Regions from separate parts of the Homo sapiens genome. Here region 2 is linked to region 1. Evidence: read pairs that join two places in POLR2A ChIA-PET (ENCODE). Cell type or tissue: A673. All regions are shown on one strand.

Region 1 (2,500 bases):
AATAGGGCTGGCTTGCCTGGGCCCCCACTGTCTTCCCTGAACCCCAGCAGACCTCAGCATGGCCCTGGCTCCTGGGGCTTCCCTGCAGTCAGAGCTGGGGCCTGGGCCCCATTCCTCTCTGCATGTTAGCCCCTTCTGCGGCCTCAGTTCCCCACAAGGCTCTGGGCCTCCGGCCCCCAGTGCTGGCCTGGCACATTGACTGCAAGTGGCACCGGGCACTCCAGACAGGCAGGGAGAGGACCAGGTGCAGGAACATAGGGTGCCAGGTGCCAGGCACACAGGGCAAATCTGATGGGGCCTGGGGCAACAGGGTCCCCTCCCCTGGCTTCTACAGCTTGAGCCCCCTCGACACCCCATGAGGGTGAGGCGGGTGTGGGGCCAGTACTTAGAGCCCCGGCAACGCCCTCCTGCCTGGGCACCTACCTGGGGTGTCTGCTGGGGCTCCGGGGGTGGCATGGGTGGCAGGTGCACAGTCTGGAAGCTGGGCCCGGGGCTTGTCCTCAGCCGCCCTCTCCTTGTCTTTGTGCTTCTTGGACTTCTTCTTGGGCTTGCTGCGCGAGGGGCTGCCGTGTGGCCTGCTGGGCTGGGCACAGTCCGTCAGCAGGGGCAGGCCGAGGCGCACAGTGGGGGCTGGGGCAGCCGCCTCTCCGTGCTCACAGTCTCGGCCGCTGTGGCCCAGGTCATTGCTGACATCGGCCAGGGGGTCGTGGGCCCTCGGGGGCTCCAGCCGCGGGGGCAGGTGAGTGCTGGAGCTGAGGGTGTCCGTGCTGGCTGGTGGGCCCGGGGTGGGCAGCAAGGCCTCACGGCCATTGGGCACGCCCAGCTTCCCGTTGACGGCAGGCTGAGCTCTCTGAGTGAAGTGCGATATCCGGGGTTTCTTGTTGGCTAGGGGGTCGATGAAATCAGGAGGCTGCAGCCGCTTCTGGAGAGGAGCAGAGATCATTTTAGAGGGGAGCACAGAGTGGCTGAGCAGCAACAGGCAATCCCCTGGCCTGGCTAGAAAACCCAACGCCGCCTGCAAGGCCCACGCTGGCCACATGGGGGCGCCCGAGCACCAAGTCAGGTCCCAGGTGCCGCTCAGGGTGGCCTCAGCTGGGGCCCATCAGCCTGCTGGGATCGATGCAGGGGGAGGGCAGGGCCCAGTGTGTGAGCGGGCCACCCCTGGGGACTGGTCTAAAGCGCTGCTGTGCTCAGCATGCTTCCCCAGTGATAACTGTGACACAGGAGCAGGAAGCCCAGGGTTGAGCCCACATCAGGGAGCCGCCCCCCGTCCCAGGTTCCGCACTGTGACACTGGGGTGCTGCGGCCACACTGGCAGGAATCTGCCCCCAACCCCAACCCGACAGCTTCCCCCTTGGTCCCTGGGCGGAGGGAGGCGGCTCAACTTGGAGCAGCTCATGCTCCAAAGAGCTGGTGAGGAAGGTGACAAGGGTTACTGATGCAGCACAGAGTGCCCTGCAGGTGCTTGGGACAGTCACCCCAGGCATGCCTCACTTACCTGTGGGGGCGAGGCCGAGCGCCCACGCTCGCCTGGGGGGCTGGAGGCAGCAGGGTCTCCAAGGAGGCTGCCAGTGCTCTGTGGCTGGCACAGCTTCCTGCGAAGGAGAGGCAGGGCTAGGTCAGAAGGTGCTGAGGGGGCCTAGGGGCCCCAGGCCTGTATCCACATGGGGGCCCGGTGGAGATGCCTCAAGGAAGGGACCCCCCTCCTCCCAAATCCAGAGCAGGGCCAAGGGGTCACAGGAGCCTGGGCCTGAGGCCATCCTGCCCCCGACTTCACCCAAAGGAGGACTTCCCCACTCACTGTCCCCCTGAGCCCAGAGGAGGATCACTTTGTGTAGGTGCCTGCTACCGGAGAGACCAGGGACACACGCTAGGGTGCTGGACCCTGCTTTTAAAGACAGCTGTTCATCCTGTTCAGAACGCTCACTGCAGAAACTGTCCAAAATGCAGAAGAGAACGGAGGGCCCTGGCCTAGGATGAGACAGCCTTCCTGGAAGCCCAGGTCACAGCAGGATCTGGAGGGCGGCAGAGTGGCCACCAGCTTGACTAGGTGATGCAGCTGGGGAAGAAGGGAAGAAACACCCCAGTGCATGCCCCTTCTCCCGCTCCATGTGATCTGGGCAAGTGGAATCCCCCACCCCCGCCAGCAACCCTGCAGCTTATGGGTATCCTCTCTGACCCAACTGTTCAATTCCCGGGGGCTGTGCCATCTCAGGGCAGCCTAGCGCCCCTCCAGGCCCTGCAGAGAGACTTAAGTCCAGGGCCGTGGCCATTCTGCCAGCCAGTGACACCCAGAGCCCATCTCCCTAACAAATGGGCTAGGCTACAGACCACTGCAGGTGTCACTTCCCTGGTGGCCTGAGAGGAGAGCCATGTGGACATAAACAGAACTCCCAGTTAAAGACAGAAAACTGAGAACAGGCATTTGCATCCACTGGACAGGCAAGGCAGAGACAAAAGGAGGAGTGAAGACACCGGAAAGCATAGCAGAAGCATGAGT
Region 2 (2,500 bases), 240 kb before region 1:
TGCCACTCTGGCTCAGACTCAGCCCTCTGGGCCTCAGCATACTCATCTGTGAAATGGAAGGATGCAACTGCATTCACTGCAAACTCTGCTCAAAAGAGGGGCTCAGTCAGGGGCCCCTTTTGGGAGGTCATCTGGGTTGGCCATGAATTCCACATGTGTGACAGGGTGTAGTGGGGAGGTGATCAAATCTGTGCGCCTGGGACTTGTCAGACAGAGTCTCCCACAGTGGGTGGGCATTGTAGTCAATGAAACCCACCTGTGGGGTGGGTGGGGCGGAAGGCATTCGTTGAGTCACAGCAAACCCTAGAACCAATCCAGCCTCCAGATCTTTAGCCACGTTGTTCCCTCTGCCTGGAATGCCGCTTCCCAACTCCTACTCATCCTTCAAAGCCCTTTTCAAATAACCCACCCTCAGGCTGGGCGCCGTGGCTCACGCCTGTAATCCCAGCACTTTGGGAGGCCGAGGCAGGTGGATCACGAGGTCAGGAGATCGAGACCATCCTGGCTAACATGGTGAAACCCCGTCTCTACTAAAAATACAAAAAGTTAGCCTGGCATGGTGGTGGGCACCGGTAGTCCCAGCTACTCGGAAGGCTGAGGCAGGAGAATGGCATGAACCCAAGAGGCGGAGCTTGCAGGGAGCCGAGATCCTGCAACAGATCTGGGCGACAGAGCAAGACTCCGTCTCAAAAAAAAAAAAAAAATAACCCATCCTCTAGGATGCCTCTGTTGACCCTTCTGGCCTCCTCCAACCCCAACTGTGACCCCACAGGGCTGGTTAGGGGCTAGGGTGACTTGTGCCTGAGGACAGTGGGGAGGATGAGTTCTGTGCAAAGGGGCTGGAAGAGTTGGGTACATGGGAGGGAACTAAAAGAGGTGGCTGTGGCTGGAAGAAGTGAGCTCAAGAGAAAGGGAGGTGAGATTGAAGAGACTGAGGGCCTCTGGCAGCTGGGGTAGATTGTCCAGAGGCTATGGGAGCCACAGGGGAGTTTGCAGCTCACTGTGGGGAGGGATGTGACTTCATACCCCTCAAACTTCCATGTAGCCACCATGTGCCCTGGAGGGCTATTTCTAGGCACAGATGTTTAAAAACCAGATTAACCCAGCCGGGCGCCGTGGCTCACACCTGTAATCCCAACACTTTGGGAGGCAGAGGTGGGTGGATTACCAGAGGTCAGAAGTTCAAGACCAGCATGGCCAACATGGTGAAACCCCGTCTCCACTAAAAATACAAAAAATTAGCCGGGTGTGGTGGCAGGCACCTGTAATCCCAGCTACTCAGAGGCTGAGGCAGGAGAATCACTTGAACCCAGGAGGTGGAGGTTGCAGTGAGCCAGGATCACACCATTGCACTCCAGCCTGAGTGACAGAGCAAGACTCCATTTCAAAAAAAAAAAAAAAAAAAACTTAACCCACCCATGTGGACTCAGCCCAGCCAGGAGTGACTCAGATGTGGTTCACCGGCTTCTCTGAGAGTCAGACAAAAGTCTCAAAACTTCTCCTCAAATCTCTCATCTGTCCCAAATGCTGTCTCCCCACCCTGTGGGTACCCACCACTCAAGACCCCAACTCCACCTCACCAAACGTTTAGTTCTTTCTCACTCCAAGCCTTGGCTTTCTCTAAGCCCTCCTCACGTGGGGTTCCCTCTGCTGAGAACACAGCCTTCCTCATTCTGCACACCCTGGCTTCAATGTTCCCTCTCCAAGAAGCCCTTTCTGACCTCTTTGGCTGGTCTGGGCTCCGAAAGCACCTTGAACCTTCCTCCTCACAGCTCTGCCTGCAGGTCCCTAGTCAAGGGTTAGAATTTCATAACGGCCGGAACTGTCTTTGCACAGATCAAGCACACAATAGGTGCTCAATAAATGCTTGTTAAGTGAATGAATGAGGCATGAGACCCCAAAACTTACTGATGTGCCCCTACCTAAAAAAAAAAAAAATTCAAATGGATAGATGTGTATAATTTTTTTTTTTGAGACAGAGTCTTGCTCTGTTGCCAGGCTGGAATGCAGTGTGCGATCTCCGCTCACTGCAATCTCCGCCTCCCGGGTTCAAATGATTCTCCTGACTCAGCCTCCCGAGTAGCTGAGACTACAGGTGCATGCCACCACACCCAGCTAATTTTTGTATTTTTAGTAGAGACAGGGTTTCACCATGTTGGCCAGGATGGTCTTGATCTCTTGACCTCATGATCCGCCTGCCTCGGCCTCCCAAACTGTTGGGACTACAGGCCTGAGCCACCGTGCCTGGCTGCTTAATTTTTTTCTTTTCTTTTTTTTTTTTTTTTGAGACAGAGTCTCACTCTGTTGCTGAGGCTAGAGTGCCGTGGTGCAATCTCCGCTCACTGCCACCTCCACCTCCCGGGTTCAAGCGATTCTCCTGCCTCAGCCTCCCAAGTATCTGGGATCACAGGTGCCCGCCACCAGGCCCGGCTAATTTTTGTATTTTTAGTAAAAACAGGGGTTTCACCATGTTGATCAAGCTGGTCTCGAACTCTTGACC

Evidence for each region. ChIA-PET counts read pairs that join two places held together with the same protein. Peaks named below come from ENCODE experiments on the same cell type or tissue, not always from the same donor. Only the 100,000 strongest peaks of a DNase experiment are listed, where the experiment ranks them.
Region 2: POLR2A ChIA-PET joins it to region 1 with 7 read pairs; 2 of 35 experiments call an interaction of 5 or more read pairs at or near these places.

What each region holds. Positions count from the first base shown.
Region 1 is chr19:18,450,054-18,452,553 of GRCh38, forward strand. ELL (elongation factor for RNA polymerase II) reads right to left here. Exons shown (of 12, transcript NM_006532.4): 7 at 1,499-1,595; 8 at 424-922. Among named protein-coding and RNA genes, the nearest start is that of ISYNA1, 13 kb to the left of the region's middle. RefSeq lists enhancers at 143-949, 950-1,756. In A673, a CTCF peak has its summit at 1,037 (motif pointing right); a DNase peak (open chromatin) is centred at 1,048; H3K27ac peaks cover 621 bases.
Region 2 is chr19:18,213,563-18,216,062 of GRCh38, forward strand. The region is part of intron 12 of PDE4C (phosphodiesterase 4C); the gene reads right to left. Among named protein-coding and RNA genes, the nearest start is that of RAB3A, 11 kb to the left of the region's middle. In A673, no CTCF peak of the experiment used is centred here; no DNase peak of the experiment used is centred here.